Linked DNA regions of Mus musculus: region 1 is linked to region 2. A link is a loop called in an ENCODE intact Hi-C map of the cell type or tissue named here. Cell type or tissue: left cerebral cortex. All regions are shown on one strand. Links, peaks and the distances in the headings refer to the core of each region. The heading gives the core; the rest is flanking DNA.

Region 1 (8,000 bases), core at 1-8,000, 62 kb after region 2:
GACTAAGGTTGTCTGTTGAGTATCCCACTATATGTGGTTAATTTTATTTATTATCTTTCCCAGATAGAAATCTTTTGGTACTGCCTAAGCTGGGCCTGACTCTTGGATTCGGGAGGCTCTCCTCTCCAAATCCTCCAGATAGCTGGGGCTACAGGTGCATGCGTGCAGTCGTTTATGACTGTCTCAACTGCTGAGATCTTAGTGGGAAACTATCACTCCTCCTTAACTGTTGCCACATGGTCCAGCATGTGTGAGCCCCCGGTCTGACTGGACAAATGAACAGGCGAGCAGACTGAGCTTTGCCATTTGGACCACCACTTCTATCCAGTTGTGTTTCGAGACATAATCACAGCAGAGAGCATCATGTTTGTCTCTCTTTATTATAGGCCTGCTTATTATATAGAAGATGCTAGGGAAGTGGGAGGGGAGTCTCTAGACTTTATATGCAGCCTGCACTATATAAACTATAGAAGATTTAAGCTGCTCAGGAACTGGTAGGTGAGTGGCAGAGAACATGTGAAAACGGGATGATTGCACATCTGTGCAATTATAAGCTGAGATCTGTAGTACACTCTCAGTTGTTATAAAGGGCACCGAGACTTCTACATTAAGTTCCAGAGCCAAGACACTCACTGCTGCTCTGCACGTCAGGGACTGGCTGTGGTCACACCTAGCATAGGCAGAGCCCTGATGACCAGGAGCAGACACGATGCTGTGTGTTCTCAGGGATGTGCAAGCCGCCTTGGTAGAGTCATGCTTGTAGGTTTGAAAGCGTAGACAAGAAAAACACCGCCAAGGGCAGTGACTCAGAAGTCCCTCGCCGTCGTCAGCCAGAGAAAGCGCTAGTTTCAAGGGTGGTGGTGGCAGCTAGGATTCTTTCTAGCAATGTTAACTCTGGATTGTGGTCTGTCTTCCTTCACTTGGAGCAGTTGTTTCTGCAGATGTGCTCTGAGGCCACCTACATAGAATCCTTGCTAAAATCCCATATTTCCATCTCAGCCAAGTCAAAATTTCTGAAGCCAGATAGCCAAAGTTTGTATTTAAAATCCAAAAACTTGAAATTTAAACTGGAGCTAGTCACCGAAACCTGGGCCATTCTTGATTGGGTCCAGATGCTAAAGTAGTATTTAGGCCAAAAGGATGCTACAGTCTGACCTTTCTGGTGTTCATGTAAATCTGCAATAGTTTTACATATGGATAGATTTCACGTCCCTATTTTGAAAATCTGAAATTTGAAACATTCTACACTCTGAAACATTGAGTACCCAGGTGAATTTTGGCTATAGGGATTTCCAGCTGATGGGCTGGATCAGTTCATGTTAACTTGGCACAGCTGTCCCGAGTGCTCTAAGAAAGCAGGCTGAGCAAGCCACACGGAGTAAGCCAGCAAGCAGCACTCCTCTGTGGCCGTTGCTTTAGTGCTCATCTCCAGGTGACTTCCCTTCATAATGGGAACTAAGATGAACCTTAAGCTAAAATAAACCCTTCTCTCCCCGGGTTGCTGATGGTCATTTTGGTTTCATTACAGTCACAGAAACAACCGTTAAGACACCTGGCAATGTCTGTACGCGTCTGAAATCCAGAAAATTCCAAAATCCGAAATACTTTTGCTTTCAGGCATTTCAGATAAGAGTCAGTCAGTTTGTTCAGAACATTATTTTTCGCCCAGTTCAAAAAACTCAAAGGTCTGTTACAGTGATCCAGTTACCATTCTGTTAAAGCAAGGATCTCGCCTTCTGCCTCCCCCACCCGCGATCTGGATTGTGGGACCTGTGCGGATTGTTGTAAGGGCGCAGCATCGTCAGGGTGTGACTTAGCTGGGATGTGCTGCATGGTTTGTTATGAGCCTTGGTCCTGAAGTGCTTCCTTTTTTCTTTTTTTTTAAATTACAGAGAAAACACTAGTTTTACAACATGTATTTCATAACATTCATCCAGTGCCAACATCAGGAGAGGGGGGAGGCAGGGGCCAGTGAGTGCTGTGTGATGGATGCTTTGAAGAGACAGTGCCAGTTTCAATGCCTGAGTTCTGTTGTGTCTTTTAAGGAACTTAAACACCCTATGAGTCTCTCTCCATCTGTCAGTTGACAACTTGTAATTTGAAAGCTTTTTACAGTATTCCTTTGAGTAATGTAAACATGTTTTTTAAAAATTTCTTTTGAGTGCTTTTCTTGTACTCCATTTTTTTTTTCTGTATCTTTTAAGGATTACTTTAGGAAAAAAAATGTCAGTGTGTATGGGAGGTAGAGAACGTCTTACAAGAATTAGTTTTAGGGCCTGGAAAGATGGCCCCATTGTTAGGAATGAACAGCTCCCATGGAGTTCCATTCCCAGCACCCATGTTGGGCAGCTCACAAGCACCTGCGACCCCAGCTCCGAGGGATCGGAAGCCTCTGAGGAAGAAGAGGTTAAATGAGATCCAACTTCCAGTCTCCATCCACCGTTCCCCTGCCCGCCCCTGACCAGCTACACAAACAGCTTTCTTGCCCACGTTGATCTTCCTTCCACCCCAGGCAGTTTAACCAGACCTGCAGCACAGGCTTTGGGAGTTGGGAGTTGAATCTGTCCCTGTAGGAGGAAATCACTTGGTTGTGGAGGTAAAGTGTGCATGGGAGTAACTGTGAGGTCCCACGTTAATGGCCAACTCCTCAATCCGTAGTGATTTGAGTCTAGCTACGTCTCAGGTTCAAGTGAGGCGGGGTTTGGTTTTGTTTGCTTGCTTGTTTAAGGCAGTGCCCTAGGCCCACCCTGGGCTGCCCTTTTGACTTTGTGGGCTTGGGTGACAGTGGTCCCAGAGATGGGTATGTTAGTGCTGAGAACCAGCAAAAGTAAATGCCCGGGTATTTGCTGAGGTTTCCATAAGACAACCCCCCCCTACCACCACCACCACCATCTTCTTCCTCCCTCCCTCTCCTGCAGGGTCTTACTCCGTAGCTCAAGCTGTCCTTACCTCACCTGATAGTCCATTTGTGCCAGAAGACTGAAAATCCCTCAAGTGCTAGAATACTCAGTGGTTATATTACTATAGTAGGGGTGTGCTTTGGAAAAACCCAGTAATGAACCGGTTGAGAATGGTGTCCTGTCTGCTTCATCTAGGCCAAATGGCTTCTCCCTGTATTTCTCTAGAACTGTGTTCATTCGTGGCCCTGCACTCTTACCTACTCTGTGTGTGTTATCCAAAGAGTGACTCATTTAGCCTGTGATTGAGTCTCTCAGCTGACAGGCAATGTGTGTAGTGGTGTGGCAGGCAAACACGGCTCGGTAGGGTGTGACCTAATTGGAAGGGCAGGGGGTGCTTTTAAAAGAGAACAGGGAAACTGGCAGCATGAGACTGGTCAGAGGAGTGGGCCACTGCAGGGGTGTGGGGAGTGGGCAGCTGCAGGGGTGTGGGGAAGTGGGCCGCTGCAGGGGTGTGAGGAGTGGGCAGCTGCAGGGGTGTGAGGAGTGGGCAGCTGCAGGGGTGTGAGGAGTGGGCCGCTTCGGGGGTGTGAGGAGTGGGCAGCTGCAGGGGTGTGGGGCAGTGGATCACTGCAGGGGTGTGGGGAACGGGCTGCTGCTGGGGTGAGTCAGAGGGAGAATTTTTGCTTTGTGGTCTAAGGTAAGGGAGAAGTTGGGGTAGGGGTGTGGAGTTAGACTTTCTGGATCAAAATATACCTCCATTAGAATTTTCTAGAGAATTTGATATATAAGTACCAGTGACTGTATTTTAGCCGTATTAACTCAGAATAAGTCCAGAGAGCTGTAATTTTAAATGAAAAGAGAAGATTCTGATGAATAAAACTATTTCACTTTTGATAGTTGCTATTTTTTTGAAGTATAAGTAACTTTTAATCAAAATCATATGTGAATATATGTTTAAACGTAACTGGTTTTAGGAGAGAAGTGAGCGACTGGCAGATGGCTACATTTCTCTCCTTCCTGTTATTCCCTGTGAAACCTAGTACTCAATATTGTCTTTCTGAAGCAAGACCTTGTACCTGCAGACACGATTGAGCCAACTCTGTGGGGAAGGAAAAGCTGAGCTGGAATGATTGTTTTGATGTTTGCTGCCAGGATCCTTAGTTGGAACCTTTTCTGAGACACTGTGCCCTGTATCCTAGGCTGGCCTTGAGTTTGCTGTGTAGCCGGAGTTGACCTTGGGCTCCCGAGTTTCCTGTCCCAGCCTCTCCCGCGCAGAGATTATAGGGGTGTGCCACCACACCCAGCATGACCTTTTTATTTTTTCTTTCTTCAGGGCAAGTAACATGACTTGTTACAAGACTTACACAAAATAACGTTTTTGAAGGGCCCTTGTCTGTCTTCCCTGTAGCATGTGAGGCCCAAGCCTGCCGACCTTCTTGAGCCCTGAAATGGATGCCGAGGACTGGGCTCTGTGTACGGGCTGGCTGCCTCCTGGGTGTCTGTAGTGCTTGGGATACCATGATAAATGGAAACATTTGAAGAAATTCTGCGTTTAGCTTTTCCCTTTCATTACCAGAAGAACAGCTGTGACAGCACAAGGGAGACTGGGAGAGCGCATTCATATTTAGTCTTGTTTGACAATCCCAGATATTTTTAAACAGGATTGAGTCAGACAGCCTGCAGCACCACATTCAAACCGTCTTAATCAGCCAGCCTGTTTGGCACACAAGGACCTTGTTTTATTCTAGTAGTAAATAATTCTAAATGAATCAATACGATGTACTGGCTGTCCCCAAAGTCACAGTGTTCAGTATGTCACCACAGCCTGCCAGCATCTCCTGTACATGCGTGTTCTCTTTACTGCTGGTTGTTGTGGTCCTGATAGAGTCTGAGTCTGGCTGAGGCTTAATTCATGGCTTTTGCATAATAATTCTGGGTCATCACAGCTTTGCCTTTCTCCCCGCTTCCACTTAACATTGCCAAGTAGACACATCGCTCACTTTCTGCCCAGAAGTGGTTCTTGTTGTGGCAGCTCATTTCCTTCAGCTCCTGGGATCTTACCGTTCTGCTCCCCTGTGGCTTGGAGGTTCTCATCTCAGCAGCTGCTCTCCACTGATAGCCTTCTCATGCACCATTCTGCTCCCCCAGGCCATCTGCTCACATGTTCCTCTTCTGTCTCTCTCACATAGGTAGGTTCTGATGTTCCTGTGGCCATGCCCTCTGCCCTTGCTATGTGACTGCGCTCCTGTTGCCTTCTGAGAAAGGGTTTCTCTCTGCTCCTTAGATTTTGCAATTAAAGTAAAAAAAAAATCTAAACACACTGAAGTGTAACTTTCTTCTGACCCTTGGTATGTTCCTCAAACAAAACTTCTTTCTCTTTTTTTTTCTCCTCCTTCCAGTTGCCAGGCTTATTGAAGGCTTGGTCTACTCCAGGTTCTCAGACATGGAGATTCAGTGTACCTGTAATTTTTCTTAAACACGATTCTATTTCTGTAGACTATGAAGATGTATTTATGTATCTGTCACCAGAAAGACTGGACAAACAAGCTTAGATTAGAATTCCCACTGAAGCGTCCTGTCCCCCAGGCACTGACATGCATTGCCTTGGCGATGGTTGGCTGCACACCAGGATGGGAGATGATTCTGAGGGATTCTGTATGCATGAGGGGCTTGGTGGGAAAGTGACAACGGTGGGAGCCTGCCACGTCAGAGCAAAAGAGACCGTTCAGATAGGTCATCTCACCGATTCCTTTCCTTTCTCTGACTTTTTGATGTGTGCCAAGGGACAATAGGAAGCAGAGGTGGAAAGCAGACCATAGGGGAAAATCAGAACGGAGCAGCAGCCGGGAGCTCCCTGCTTCCAGCTGAAACAGCGCTCACTGCAGTGCCTTGGGAACTGAACAGTGCTGCATGTAGGACCGGTTTTGTATAGATGGGAGCCCAGAGCTCAGCTCCATAAGCTGTGCAGAGGTCTGGAGCAGGTGAGCTAGCCTTCACCAAAGCCATTCCTGCATCTGCCCTTGATAACGACAATGGCAGCAGTGTGTGGGAAGTGGGAAGTGTGACATTAGAAACCACTAGTGCCAGTGGGACTCCATATGTGGAAGGTTCTACTCCTTACTAACCAGCTTTAGGTAAAACACAGATGGACTCAAAGTAATGCCCAGAATTAACATTCAGGGTTATGTGTCTGCGGGATGCATGTTAAACAGATGAGCTGTGTATGTAGCTGATGGTGGTTGTTGTTACTGGTTGTTGTTGCTGCTGCTGCTACTGTTTTATTGGCATTCAACATAGGATTTTCATCTCTTATTTTGGTAAGAAAAAAAAATGTTTGCCATAATTTAATAAAAGACAGATTGTAGCCTGACAGCCCAGGATATCATTTCAAATTAAACAACAGTCCTGTGTAATTCATTCATTCATTCATTCATTCATTCAGCATCACGATGAGCAACCCTTACCTTGTTCTCCCCATTTTTCCCCTTTAGTCAGCTAGTGAGTGCTGTTTTGGAGACTGGAGTCTGGCTCTTGTTTTACATTCCTCTTCCTCCTCCTCTGACTCCTCGGCCTTTGTGGTTTAGGTTCTCCTTACATCCCTATTAAAGCAACAGTTTATTCCTAGAAATTAGCTTACAGCTACACCTTTCTTCCCTCTTTCGTTGATGTGTGGGCCACGCTCGAAGTGATGCTTTCTGCTCTTGACCTCCGCCTATTCCCTAGTTCCTTTCTTTTCTACCCAGTGGCCCTCCAGGCATTTGTGCTGCATCCTTAAAACAGGAGGCTCACTCACTCTTGCTTCCTCTGATCCCCACTCTCCTCACCCACCCCCATTTCTGCAGAAGACGACAACCTGACAGTATTTTGTGTTTCTCTGTGTACACTCCTCTGTCATCTGTAGTTCCTGCAGTGCGTCTTGAGTGCCTCAAATGTGGCTCTGTAGTGTTCAATGGAACCTTTGTGTCTTTCTTGCAGAGGGATTTCACCAAAGCTCTCCTTTTCCAGATGTCAGTGAGGGGTCTTGGACCATTTATTGGATGCTTCTCTGTTTCTAAACAGGTCTGCTCCATCTCGGTATTTGTTTCACAGAATAAGTGCCAGTGAGCAATTAATTTATCCACTCAAGTGTAATGTGTCGTGATAGACAAAGCAGGCTGTCCACAGTCTTCCACAAAAGCCAGGGCTCCGAGTTCTGAAGCCAGGACTGAAAGCCATGCTTAGAAGGAAAAGGTCACATCGCCTGACTTCCTTGACATCACTAACATAGTGGTGGGCTGGTGCTGTGAACATCAGGAGATGTTTCACCTTGATAGTTTTGGGATTTGGTGACTTCTTTATTTCTTATAGGAACATATAAGCTAAGCTTACACATTGCTTTGCTGTGGGATGGACTAGAATCTCATCTTGTTGGTTAAACTTAGATTCCCCGAAGGGCAGGGGATGTCCTTTGAAATCATGTCTAAAGTGCTGTATCTGTTGTGAAGGCTCTGTCTGTGCGAGCAGCCTCCAGCAAACAGTGCCGGAATGGTGGCCTGCCTGCTGTGTGTCAGAGCTCTGCGCTGATGTCAGCGTCCTCACACAGGCCACGGAAAATGTCTTTCTGGTAAACTGCAGATTTGGTGTGTTCCTTCCAAGACAGCTAAAACCCACTTGTCAAAAGCAGCTCAAACTCAGATGATGATAACTTGCAGTAGATCTGAATTAAAGGTTATCTTAACATTCTGGGGAAAAGAGGAATAAAAATAACAAAATCTGATACTTGCAAAATTCCTGAGAGAGATTTTGTTATTTTTGTTCTTGGACATGTCTAATATGAACTATAAAAAGTAAGATTAAAAAAATTTTTGTCTTACTTTTACAGTATTGGCAAGTAGAAGTTTTGGGTTATGTAATTTAACGAGTCGATGGAAATCATAACGCTAAGTATTAATTTACTAAGAATATAATATTAAATGTCTCTAACCTTTATATGGGAATACATGTGATTCTGGGTTTAAGTCATTATTGCTTCTCAAATCATTAGAGCAACAGTAAAACTCTTATATTCTTCTTAGAGTGACCTCACTCTTCTTCAGTGTGTTTGTTAACTGTAAGGCAGAG
Region 2 (11,866 bases), core at 3,867-11,866:
TAACAAAGAAGACAAAGGACAAAAAAGCAAAACTACTAGTGAAGGTGTGGGGCAAGTGGAACATTTTGATTCTGCTGGGGGAATGTCGGTCTGATGTAGCTACACTGGAGACAAGTATTCAGGCCACTCAAGAAACTCCAAATAGTCATATGTGAACCCCAAGGCTGCACTCACGGTGTGTACCTGAGGGACTCTAGGTCAGTATTCTGCTGAGATCGTCACACACAGGTTTATTGCTTCACTACTCACACAGCCAAGATATGGAGTAAAACCTAGATGGCCATCAGAAGGTAAGTGAAGGCACTTGGTACATGGACGGTGGGGGGCGCTATTCAGCTGTAAAGAATGATGGCGTTTATGGCATGTGCAGGGAAATGGATGGAGAGCATCATGTTAAGCGAAATAAGCCTGACTCAGAAAGACAGGCTATGGTTTCGCTCATACATAAACCACAGATTGGCGTGTGCGTGTGTGTGTTGTAGTGTGGTTATAGAAAGAGGGTATGAAAGGGGAAGAAAGGTCTGAAAAGGGAAGCAACAAGAAAAGGTGATGGGATGGATATGCTATAAGCAGGGGGAGGGGCTGCTGGGGAGAGGAAGGTGAGTGACTAATAGAGGAAGAAAACAGACAAGAGGGCACTGATGATAAGGATAGAAACAAAGTATAGTGACACAGATGCAGGAACATGAAATGTCACAGTGAAATCCACAGCTTTGTATGCTAGCAAAAAAAAAAAAAACCTAATAAATCTTATAAATGTTAAGTTAATGTTAAATGTTTAAAAATGTTATAAATATTAAAAAATGTTTAAATCCTAATACATGTAAAATAACTTAATGCTAAATGTTAAAAATAAATGTTAAATAAGCTTAAATAATAAATGTTATTTATTATTGTTAAATGTTAAAAAACTTAAAAGAAAGTAACAATTACTATTCATATAGATGTGCTTTTAATATAACAATAACTTTTAGAATAGATTTTATTTGCCTAAATTTAATTATTTTTTTAAAAAAGTGTGGTGTGTGTGTGTGTGTGTGTGTGTGTGTGTGTGTGTGTGTGTGTGTGTATTCATGCTGGAGTGCATGCATGTGTTGTATCAGAGGACAACTTGCAGGAGTCAGAAATCTTCCACTGCGTGGACTGTGGGACTTGAGCTCATGCCTTTAGGTTTAGAAGGACCAAAAAGACTGGTAGTTAAATTCTTTATTCCACAGACGACTTAACTATGACTCCCTACCTCAGGGAAACCCACAGATTCTAGGCACTTGGGCTAGAACCTGGGCCTCAGAGTCACTGCTTTTCCCATCTCACTCCAGACATGCTCTGTAGGATTGATTCGGGTCCTCTGGCCAGGCTAGTGTCTGACTACTCTGACCTTTAGTCAGCTAGTGCTCTGATGGGTCAGAGGCTATCACGTGCTGCCCATAGCTCCTCAGGTGAAGGCCCACTGCCTTCAAGTGTGTTTAAGTCACGAAGTCTCCAACTTTCGGAATCTAAGTTAGTAATCATTTTTCTCTGCTCTTAGTTCTTGCAGGATGCTGCAGCTGAATTAGAAATGTTAAAATGTTCATTTAGAAAAAGCTCAATAAATAATAGATTTACATATAGAGATTAGTAACCATACCTCATCTACAGAGTTTTTAATGAAATATATATCATAAAAATTCAGTACCTCAGAACACTTAAAAAAAAGAAAACCAGTGATTTCCACTTGAAAGTAGAATAAAGCAAAGCAAAACAAAGCAACAACAAGAAAAAACAAACAGGTAACAATCGCGTGCAGAGATTTATACAATAATCTGGATAAGATGTAAAAAGCTCTGTGATTTTTTTTTCACACATGTCTTTGTGGTTGACTAACCTCACACTGGAGAAGCCATCAAATATGTACATAACCCAAGGATCCCGCAACAAAATGGGGTGCCATCTAGGAACCTTTTTTCCCTTAGTGAAAGCCATGGCTTGCTTTCTTAGTTCGAAGGAAGCCTCTTTTTCGAGCCATTTCCTTCTCCTTATGAGAGACACCAACAATTTCTGCTTCTATTGTTCAGCCAGACTATGAAAATGTAAAAGTGTACACTCTGTTCACTGGAGGATCCACTGTCACTAGTGGATGCCATAAAATACAGTCTGAAAATACAGTCCAAAGATAGCAGGAAAAGGAAAAGTCCTGTGAGTGAAACACACTGGCAGGTATATTCACCTCAGAAAGGGAACCCACAACAGATCAAAGTAAGCAAGGCACCAGAGTCCAACTTGGTCATCCAGTGAATTTTTACTGCGGTTACTAACAGGAGTACTGGTGGGAGATTCCCTATAGGAGCGGGGATGACTTAAAAGCAGCTACTTGCTTCAAAAGTCCACCCCAGGACTCGTGGTAGCTCATGAGAGCTGTAACCCAGGAGCTCTGTACAATGTGGGAGCAGAGCAGCAGGTCTGAGAAAGCTCCTCTGGGCAGCCTGGCTGCTAGGTCTCCCCTCCCAACAGCTGTCTACTGTGTTTATTCATTTGTTTTAGGGAGCTTCGATTATGTTTCAACTTCTCTCTTCCCAGACAGGGGATGTTTGTTTACTGCCTCTTTGTCCACTCGGAGGGAATGTTTCCATTCAGAGGAAACAACTGTTCTACAAGGGAAGAAATGAGGAGATACAGATGGCATCAACAGAAAACAAAAACTAAAACGGAAAACCTAAGTTCAATGTTTCCTGACTACCTCAAGTGTAAATTTAATAAATGTTTCAATGGAAAAACAAGGGAAGGGGCCAGGGTCAGTGGGTAATGACTCCAAGCCTGATAACCTGAATTGTGATACTCAAGTGTGGTACACACACACACACACACACACACACACACACACACACACACACACTTAAATTTGCTTCTGATTATGAAGATTGTTGAATTCTGAACTACTCATTTGTGGAGTTGTATAGGTTCTCGGGCTTCTGAATGGTTTGAATATTCTAAAATCTTTGGGAAAATATTCTTAAATTTAAATCTGGAGAAACATGATTAAATTCGGAGAGTTTGATTTATTAAAGGCGCCCTGGGGTTTTTATGCAAATGGAGCTGTTTTCTCAGTGTCCAGCTTTGCATATGATTTGATTAGCTCTTTGATCTGTGTATACATCCTCAGAGGGTCACTCCTGTGCTCCTCTCCAAGATGAAAAGGTCAGCCTCTTGATAGATTTTCTAGAATAGGAAAAGCGACCCTCTATCCCATAATAGCTTCTATCTTGATACCATTCCCTTGACAATGGCCTTTCTTCCAGGAGACTCCAAGGTCTGCCCTCCCTCTGTTTCCCAGAAATGTAACCCAGTGCCTGGCATGTGGCAGATACTTAGTTACCACCTACCATAATGTGATTCTTAGCCTAGGATTTAATTTACAACTGCCTGTAGGATACATTTACCTATATTTTATTTGTGTGTGTGTGTGTATCCTGTCACTCCTGTTGTAAGGAGGCTAGGAGGGGATATCAGATGTCCCGTCTCTTGTTCTTCCTTATCCCCTTGAGACAGGGTCTATTGTTGAATCTGTAGTGTGCTGTTGTTTTTTTGTTTTTTTGCTGGCTAGCCAAGCAAGCCGGAATGGTTAGTGGCATGTGCAGCCACACTTGGCTTTTATATAGGTGACGAGCAGCCAAACTCAGGTCTGCAGGTTTGTGTATAAACAGTTCCATCACTTCCCACATTCTCTCGAGCCATTTGCCATCCCAGACCCTCATCCATTTCCACACACAGCCACTGAGTTAGGCTGTTATCATTTTTTATTAGTTTTCAATTTTAAAAAATAATTTTATACATTATGTACTATCCTATGCACTTTTCTGTACATTGCTTCTTCTATGGATATGATCTTTTGAGATATATTTATTTGTTAACATGTTTACTAGTTTATTTTCTTCTATTGTTGAGTTCTATACCATTGTTTCTACAGGCTACACTTTTAATCTGTTGGTGAATATTTAGTTGTTTCAAAGTTTTGACTAATATTAACCAAATTATGATGGATATTGATAAATAACTTACATCATGGATGGATCATTACAGCAGACACAAAGAATCTTCAAATTGTTTTAAATACTGCTTTCAACAGTTTACTTTCTTGCCAGCAGTGCTTGAGTGCTTGTTGCACTGTATCTTCACTAACACTTAGGATCCTGAGTGGTTTGTTTTGGTTTGTTGGTTTGTTTTACACTCCAGTGGCTAGATAGTGGTTTCTTGTGCTCATTTTAAAATTTACATGTCTGCACTTCTGAATTCCCAGTCATTTCCAGCTTACTGGATGCCACTTTGGATTTGTAGTTTAAAAATGTAATGTTTATACCATTCTACAAATAAAAGTCAGGAAATAAAATAACAAACCATTAATTGCACGTTTTTCATTCTCTCAGGGGAAGGGGTATGTTTTCTTTGTTGCATTTCTGTATCTAGCATGTGTCTGGTGAATCATGTCTACATTTATTATCTGCTGTTATGTAGCAAACACTCCTGAATTATGTGCCCCCAGTGGGGAGTTGGTTCTGAGTTATATAAGAAAGCATGCTCACTAAAGCACAGAAAGAAAGTCAATAAGCAAGACTCCCCCGCCTCCCCCATCATCTCTTCTTCAGTTCCTACTTTGAGTTCCTGCCCTCGCTTACCCCAAGGGTAAGATTGTGATCCTGACATTCAAGCCAAATAATCCCTCATCTCCCAGTGGAGGTTAGTTGTTAACTTGACACAGGGTAGGGTCAATTAGGAGGAGTGAATCTCAATTGAGAAGATGTCTCCATCAGATGGACATACAGGCAAGTGTGTAAAGCAATTTCTTGATTAAAGATTAATTGGAAGGGCACAGCTCACTGTGGTTGGTACCTCCCATAGACTAGTCCTAGGTGCTATAAAGAAGTTGAACGAGCCAGTAAACAGTATTCCTCTATGACCTTTGCTTCAGTTCTTGCCTCCAGGTTCCCATCCTGCTTGAATTCCTGCTTTGGCTTCCCTGAAGGATGGTCTGTGATCTGGAAATGTACGCCAAACAAATCCTTTCCTCTCCAGGATGCTTTTTGTCATGGTATTTATCCCACCAGTAGGAAACTAACTAGAACACAGAGTAGCCGGGATTCAAATCTGATAGTTAAGTCATGTGGATTTCGGTAGTTTTCAGGATCTGCAAAGCAGGTAAGCTGTTCAGAAACCACAATGTTTTTAGACATAAGAAGAAACACGATCACAACACAGAGAAGAATAAGGAATGCTTATTCAGGTTGGAATCCTTAAAAGACCAGACATATGTTAAAAACATACTAATCATTTATTAAAACAACCTAGTGTATTTCTGAAAAACAAAACAAAACAAAATACAACAACATTAAACTGAGTAGCTCAGCTTTCTATAACTTAAAAAAAAAAAAACCAGCTGGAAAACCCACAAAGTTAGTGACGTATCTTCTTGGATGTCTCAATCAGGAATCAGAGTTTTTCATGGGAGGTGGCAGGACATGGGCTTTATACACACTTCTGGAATGCAAGAATGAAGGAGGAGTGGAGGCTCAAAGTCCGCCTCAAGAATGCAGGCACCAAGTCAGGTTAAAAAGTGAAGTCAGCATAGTGGCAGGAATTAGGTACTGGCTGTAACCATCAAGTCTAGGTGATAATCCTGAGGTAAAAACAGGTCAAATTTCCTCCTTCATCAATCAAGACAAGAGATCCTCCTGATAGAGACGAAACCTTTATGTATCTCTCCCCCTCTCCCCCTGGGCAAGTGCCCTGTGCAGTTAAAAATACTGAAGAGACAATGAAAAAAAGTTTCAGAGCAAACTCTGCCTTGGTTACTAAGCAAGCTCAATTTTCAATCTTCTGCATATTGTGATGTTGGTGACTCCAGATTTGAGCTGAGGGAGCATAAGGCTTCCTTTGCTGGGTGGGGAGTCAGAGAAGACTCTTAAAACAGTCTATTAGCTATTGTATTTGGCCTAAAACGGAGTCATCAACTGTTCATGTGGAGTGAGTTTGGTTAGTTTGTATCGTTGACTCTGAAAACAGAAGAAAAGGGGTTCAAATGTCTGGCTGTGGTAACGGGAACCTCTGAGGAGCAAAGGAAGAAATTTGGGGCTCCCCGCCCCAAACTACAGCGTGGGTTGCAATCTCCCCTTTGTAAGACGCAGGGTGCTGTTGAAGAAATACAGGAGCCAGCTATTGGAGGTTCATCTGCCTTCCTGCACCAGTGCTTTCTGTACCTCAGCCCAGGTTAGCCCCCAAAGCACATCTGGCTAAGGTGGAGCTAATGCTGAAGCGCACCTTTGCCATCTCCTTTCTTCTCGGAGCATCTTTTAGAAGATTTTTGAAGACGGACATCCATGCTTTTGTTGGCACCAGGAAGTTGGTGACACGTACATCTCAGATAAGTCCTGCTCACCAAAGATGCTCTCAGGTCGTAGGGCCTGCCAGCGAGTGTGCGCAGACACAGGGCACAAACGGGGGTTAGGAGGAGGGGGTGTCGGAAAGCCAGAACCGACTCCTTCATTACCCCGCGCTCAAGGTACTCGGCGGGGCGGTACTTCCTGACCCCGGAAGAGAAAGTTGTTTTGGGGAAGGGGAGCAAGAAAAAAAAAAGCACGGTGAGTAAAATGAAAACTCCGAAGTTGTTCTGCTCCTTCTGGCCTTCGGTCCCTGCCCTCCTTAGGAGCTTTTTGGGGCGCGGCTCCCTCCAGAATCGCACACTGTGCGACTCCCCGCGGAGGAGAGGACCGCAGGAGCACCGTCTCCCGACCCTCCCGGGAGCCGGGTCTCCAGGAAAACCCGGAGCGGAGCATCCCCGGCCGGGACACGCCCTCTGCGTGCCGCCGAGTGCGCATGCCCAGTGCGCGGCGGCCGCGAGTAGGAAGCGGAGCGCGGCGGAGGGGGCGGTGGGAGGGGACGCTCGCGACTGTGGCGAAGGCGCGGGACGCGGCGAGGGTTCCCGCGGCTTCCTCAGAACGTTCGGGACGGTGGAGTCCTTGCGAGGCGCGAGCGAGCTTGGAGCCAGCAACGAGCTTGGAGCGGGCGGCGGGCGGGGAGCAGCGGGGCGGCCGGGCGGAGCGGGCTCCGAGCCCCGGGCTCCGCGGCTCGGCGGGACACGGCTCTGGTGGTGGAGGCGGCGATGTTCCACTGCATTCCCCTGTGGCGGTGCAACCGTCATGTGGAGGCCATCGACAAGCGCCACTGCTCGCTGGTCTACGTCCCCGAGGAGATCTACCGCTATGCCCGCAGCCTGGAGGAGCTGCTGCTGGACGCCAACCAGCTCCGGGAGCTCCCCGAGGTGAGTGCCCGCCTCACCTGGCGCGGTGGCCGGGTCCGTGCGCTCCTCCGCTGACTGCTTCGCTCTGGGAGACTCTGGCCAGCGGGGTCCCACTACTGCCCTCAGCCCTCCCTGTGCCCCCCTCCCCTGCTTCCCGATTAAACCCATCCTCCAATAAAAGTTGTTTTTCATTTATACCGAAAGACTTGGTATTTAACAAGTAGTTACATGGCTAGTGGAGAAACGTTCTGGTCCACTAAGTGGCTTAGATCCACGTCTGGGAACTAATGCCGGTTAGGTGAGAAGCCAGGTAGCTCACACTGTTCCCAGCTGGGGGCGACCATGCGCCCCATCACGCCCCGGGGCGATCGGCTAGCAGCCAATTCTCCAGCTAGTGGCTTGGAGCTCCTCATTTTGGGCTAACGCAGGTCCCAGAGGATGTGGGGACCCAGCAGCGCGAAAGTAAGCTTTAGTATATCTTGGCATCTGTAAGGAATGTGCTCCGGGCCTTATCTCTGTGGGCTATGCCCTGGAGAGATGGCGCTTGGTCCGCTTCGGTAGCCCCGTGGCCGCATTGGGGTGCTGGGCAGGAGGAGAACTGCTGCAGGTGCCCAGGTTCCCGCCGCTGGTGCACTGCGTGCGTGGACCTGTTGCGTGGTTGGAACTGCGATGAACGTGTGTAGTGGCTCCCGCTGCGAGTCAGCCCTGCTTGCTGCCTTTCCGCCACCACAGAGCTTGCTTGGGTCTGTCCTATCACTAATGCCATATCTTTTCAGAGTTGTTTATGAAAATTAATCATCTGCCGCACCGAACTTGGCCTGTGACAGATACTGATTGTGCTTCTAGGCCCTGCTGGGGTTAGACGCTGAACTTTTAACCCTTGAATTTGCCTCGGGATTCTAGCTTTAACTGTTAAGGAGGACGCATCCTTTACCCAGGTGTAAGGAGGAAGTAAGCCAGTGGCAATCCAGAGGTGCAGGAAATGGAAGTCCGCTGGGAGGCCCGGAGAGAGCCTAAAGGCCCGAGCCTCGGAATGCAAGTACCTTGTTTGTCCTTTGTTACCGCTGATGATGTCCTGCCATTTTCAAAGAAACTCTGATCAGATGTCTGGTTTGTTGGAACACGGACTGATAACGATCGCCAGTGCTGACAGAGTTTAGAAAATCACAAGTGTGTTTCTCTCAACATCTCGAGTGAAGTTCGTCTTGAATTAACTTTTCTTGGTTCCCATGGCCTCCTCTGTGTAATCACAAAGATTACCCTCACTCGGATCTCTGCAGAGCACCCCTCCCAGCCCTTAATTTAATTCAGTAGGAAAACCACCCAGATCCCTCAGGCATGTATTATTTTGCAGGCATTTTCAAACACATGATCTGGTTTTTAAGCTTCGCTGTGTTTTACTTAAGTGGGAAGCTCATTGCTTTAAGTTGTATAATTTTTGAAATGTAGCAAATGTTGCCTAATGCTTTGCAAGGGATTTGAAATAAAGTTACTAAAAGACTTAGTAAAAAGCTCTTGACTATAAACTTTGCAGTGCTTTCTGTAGACTTTGTGTTTATTGTGGAATTGGACGATTTCTTTGGGTTGGATTGGCTTTTCACTCCTTTTTGGAGTTTGTTAGATTTCCTCTAATGCTGGAGTTTTTGTTTTTTTTTTGCTTGGCGTAGAGACTCAGAGTTTTGGAAGTGTCAGGTATTTCTGCAGATGGTACATGATAACTCAGAGACTCAAAATTAGGTCTGATGGCATTCTGTAAATACTCTAAATAAACATTTCGAAACCAATGGGTGATGGCCTTCCTTATTGCTAAGTATTGCTCTAATAGCCTTAAATCAAGGTCCTGTAAAATGGATTCCTCTCTGTCTCATCTCACCCAGACTGTTGGGTTTGTACATGCCAGACAGGAACAGCAGCTACCTTGAAAGTCTGTCTGTTTCCTCAGCCTTTCCTTGGGCTAGCCATTGTTCATGTTGGAGAACTCGTAACTCATGGCTATCGCTCCCTGGTGCGTCTGGCTTCTAACTCCAAGCGCCTGTCTGCTCACCACCATCTCACCCCTCTTGCTGGAAGGCTTCAAAGGTTCTTGGTGTGCTGGCGATGACCGCTGTCTGGTTCATTGCCTGTAATTTGGGAGCACATCCGAAAGGTAGGTATACACTCTACCTGGGCAACAGGCTTTGGGATAATGATAGATACCTACACTCCACTGAAGGGTCTGCCACCTCTCATTTGCTCCAGCATTTTCATTTACAAATTGAGACACAGAATTGCAGTGATTTTTCCTCAGGGCTCTGCACTTTGTTAGATGCAGTGTTTGGCTACCTCCATGTATTGAAGTGTCAGACAACTGCAGTCACACTGAACACATAGGATGAGTCTGGCCTGTCTGCTTCTCACACCCATGAAACCTGAGCTGTTTAGTCCCTCCTTTTTTTGAGTCATGTGACTTAAACTTGGCCTTGTTAAACATTTATTGCGGTACCATTCCTTACTAGTTATTAGGAATATAGAGATTAAAGAAGCTGTGATTCTTATGAGCTGTTCCCAGTCTTGTGGGGAGACATGACTTAAATACTGATGTGAGTATGAGGTGGCCCGCCAGCCACAGACATGTTGGTAATAACTTACCTAATGTACGACCCAGGAGCAGTCGAGCATTGTGGTGGCTTCTCCGCAGTGCAGGTCAGGATCCTTGTCTTGAGCTTGCCTTTGGTTGGGTGACAGTCATTCTGTCTGACTGCTGCTAGATTCATCTGGCTTCAGCTGTCCCTTCACTAGATTCTTCTGTTGTCTGCACTAACAATCTCACTCTTACCTCCTTGAAGTGCCTGCCCGCCTCTGTTCTCCCCTGTAAGCACGGGAGCCCCAGCCCCGTGCCCAGGAGGTCTTGCTCAAGACAGTTACTTTTCTAGAATTTTCTGTCATCTCCTCTTGGCCTTTAGCTAACCTGTTGATTGTCCGATGGAAGTATTTCAAACACCAGTCCCCCCACCCCTCATTCTTTCTCAGATCCTGAATTAGTTGTTTTCTAGTTCTAGGGTACTTATGACCTAGGCTCAAACATGCTTACATGTTCCTTGCCTGTCTACCCAACTAAATCGTTACCTCCACAAGGGCAGGGGCGTTCATGGCTGAACCTAGGCCACTGTGTGGTACATCGTAGGCCCTCAAGTGCTAGTCCCTGCAACCAAAGAACCTAGCAGCAATGAGCGAGTCCTCATGTTCAGAAGACTGCCTATCTTCTTGGTCATCGGATTTCCCTTCCTGTGACCCGACTTACAAGTCTGTAGTAACTAGTAACTTGTCTTTCCTTGGAAGATGCTAGAAGGCACTTGGCCACCTTTGAAGTAATTCTTGTACTCTGTGAACTTTTGCCATGAATATGACTTCAGTTTTAGCCCCTGTAGCTTGCTCTGGCAAGGGGCTGCCATCCCTATTCAGAGCCAGTTAGTCATGCTTCAGTCAGGTCTTCTCGCTGGAAGTGCTATTTCTCCTTGGATTTCTAGTTCTGAGGGATGGCGCATCTGTTCTCCCGGTCTCCAACTTTGACTTTCCTTTCCACCTGTCTTGTCCCCACGGCCTGCTTTTTTCTCAGATGCCCTCTTTCTTCTCGGTCTCTCACACCCCTCTCCTTGGGTTCATCTGGATTCATGTGACCTTTTGGTCATCTTTTACCAAGGCTCCTTGGGCCTTGTCTTGTAGGGACAGCATAGCACATGTTGGATTTAGATTTAGATAGTTGAAGACAGGGTTCTGTCTCTCGGGTACTCTCCACCAGCCTTACTTTCTGCAGATGTTAGGATTACCGCCTGCTTTATAGGGTTAGGCCGAGGCTTTCGAAGATCACTGCCAGTGTGAGGTCTTTCTAAATACTCTGGCAAGAACTTCTTAACTCAAGTTTAAAGAGCCCCTCCCCCTTCAGGGAGTTTGTTAAACCCAAATTAAGTTTTTGATATGATTTTCAACAATTAAAAAAGAAAAATCACGCACCCTGAAATGTCCAGATGACTTTATAGAGGAGTGACTATTGCCTAGCTTTCTCTGAGCACTCCTTTTATTGGTTATAGCTAATGAGGGAAGTCAGGTGAGGTCTGGAGTTGGAAGAGCAGAGACTCTACTGTACTTCATCAGAGAGACATGACGGAGAGCGGAAGGGGTAACGGCCTCTGTGGTGTGGTTACTCAGAATTCAAACCCAGGGGCCCGCACCTGGTTAATATTCCTTAATACATTGTGAGCAGCCGAGTAGCAACTAAAAAAGTATTTAATTGCTGTGTGATGTCAAGTTATTGTTGAGGTTTCCTTTCTTGTCTTTATTGGGTTTTTAGAGTTATTTTACTTCATAGTTATGTAAGAGCTAAGGCATAGGGCTGATACACCTGTATACTTAAATGAGTGTATAATAATAAACTCAATTATTCAATAAAAGACCAACTACACATTTAAGGACCGTGGATCCAAAGGGAATGGAAAGGAATGTTTCCCTTACTGGTTAGAGGAGCAGTTCACTTCTCAGACATCCTGGTATTAGCACCTCCTTGCTTTCTGATTGTTTTCTGGGCTGCTTCACGCCTTCCCCATAGATTTCCTTAGTCCCCGA

The links. Peaks named below come from ENCODE experiments on the same cell type or tissue, not always from the same donor. Only the 100,000 strongest peaks of a DNase experiment are listed, where the experiment ranks them.
Region 1: it touches region 2 in a loop (2.0-fold over the local background); 5 of 42 quality-filtered maps call a loop at or near these places.

The regions. Positions count from the first base shown.
Region 1 is chr9:77,477,734-77,485,733 of GRCm38, reverse strand. The region is part of intron 2 of Lrrc1 (leucine rich repeat containing 1); the gene reads left to right. Among named protein-coding and RNA genes, the nearest start is that of Lrrc1, 63 kb to the left of the region's middle. In left cerebral cortex, for the core only: no CTCF peak of the experiment used is centred there; DNase peaks (open chromatin) are centred at 771 and 4,565.
Region 2 is chr9:77,539,887-77,551,752 of GRCm38, reverse strand. Lrrc1 (leucine rich repeat containing 1) reads left to right here and starts at 6,901. Exons shown (of 14, transcript NM_001146048.1): 1 at 6,901-7,288. The coding sequence starts at 7,130. In left cerebral cortex, for the core only: a CTCF peak has its summit at 7,602 (motif pointing right); DNase peaks (open chromatin) are centred at 6,822, 7,104, 7,604 and 7,879; H3K4me3 peaks cover 2,242 bases; H3K27ac peaks cover 779 bases.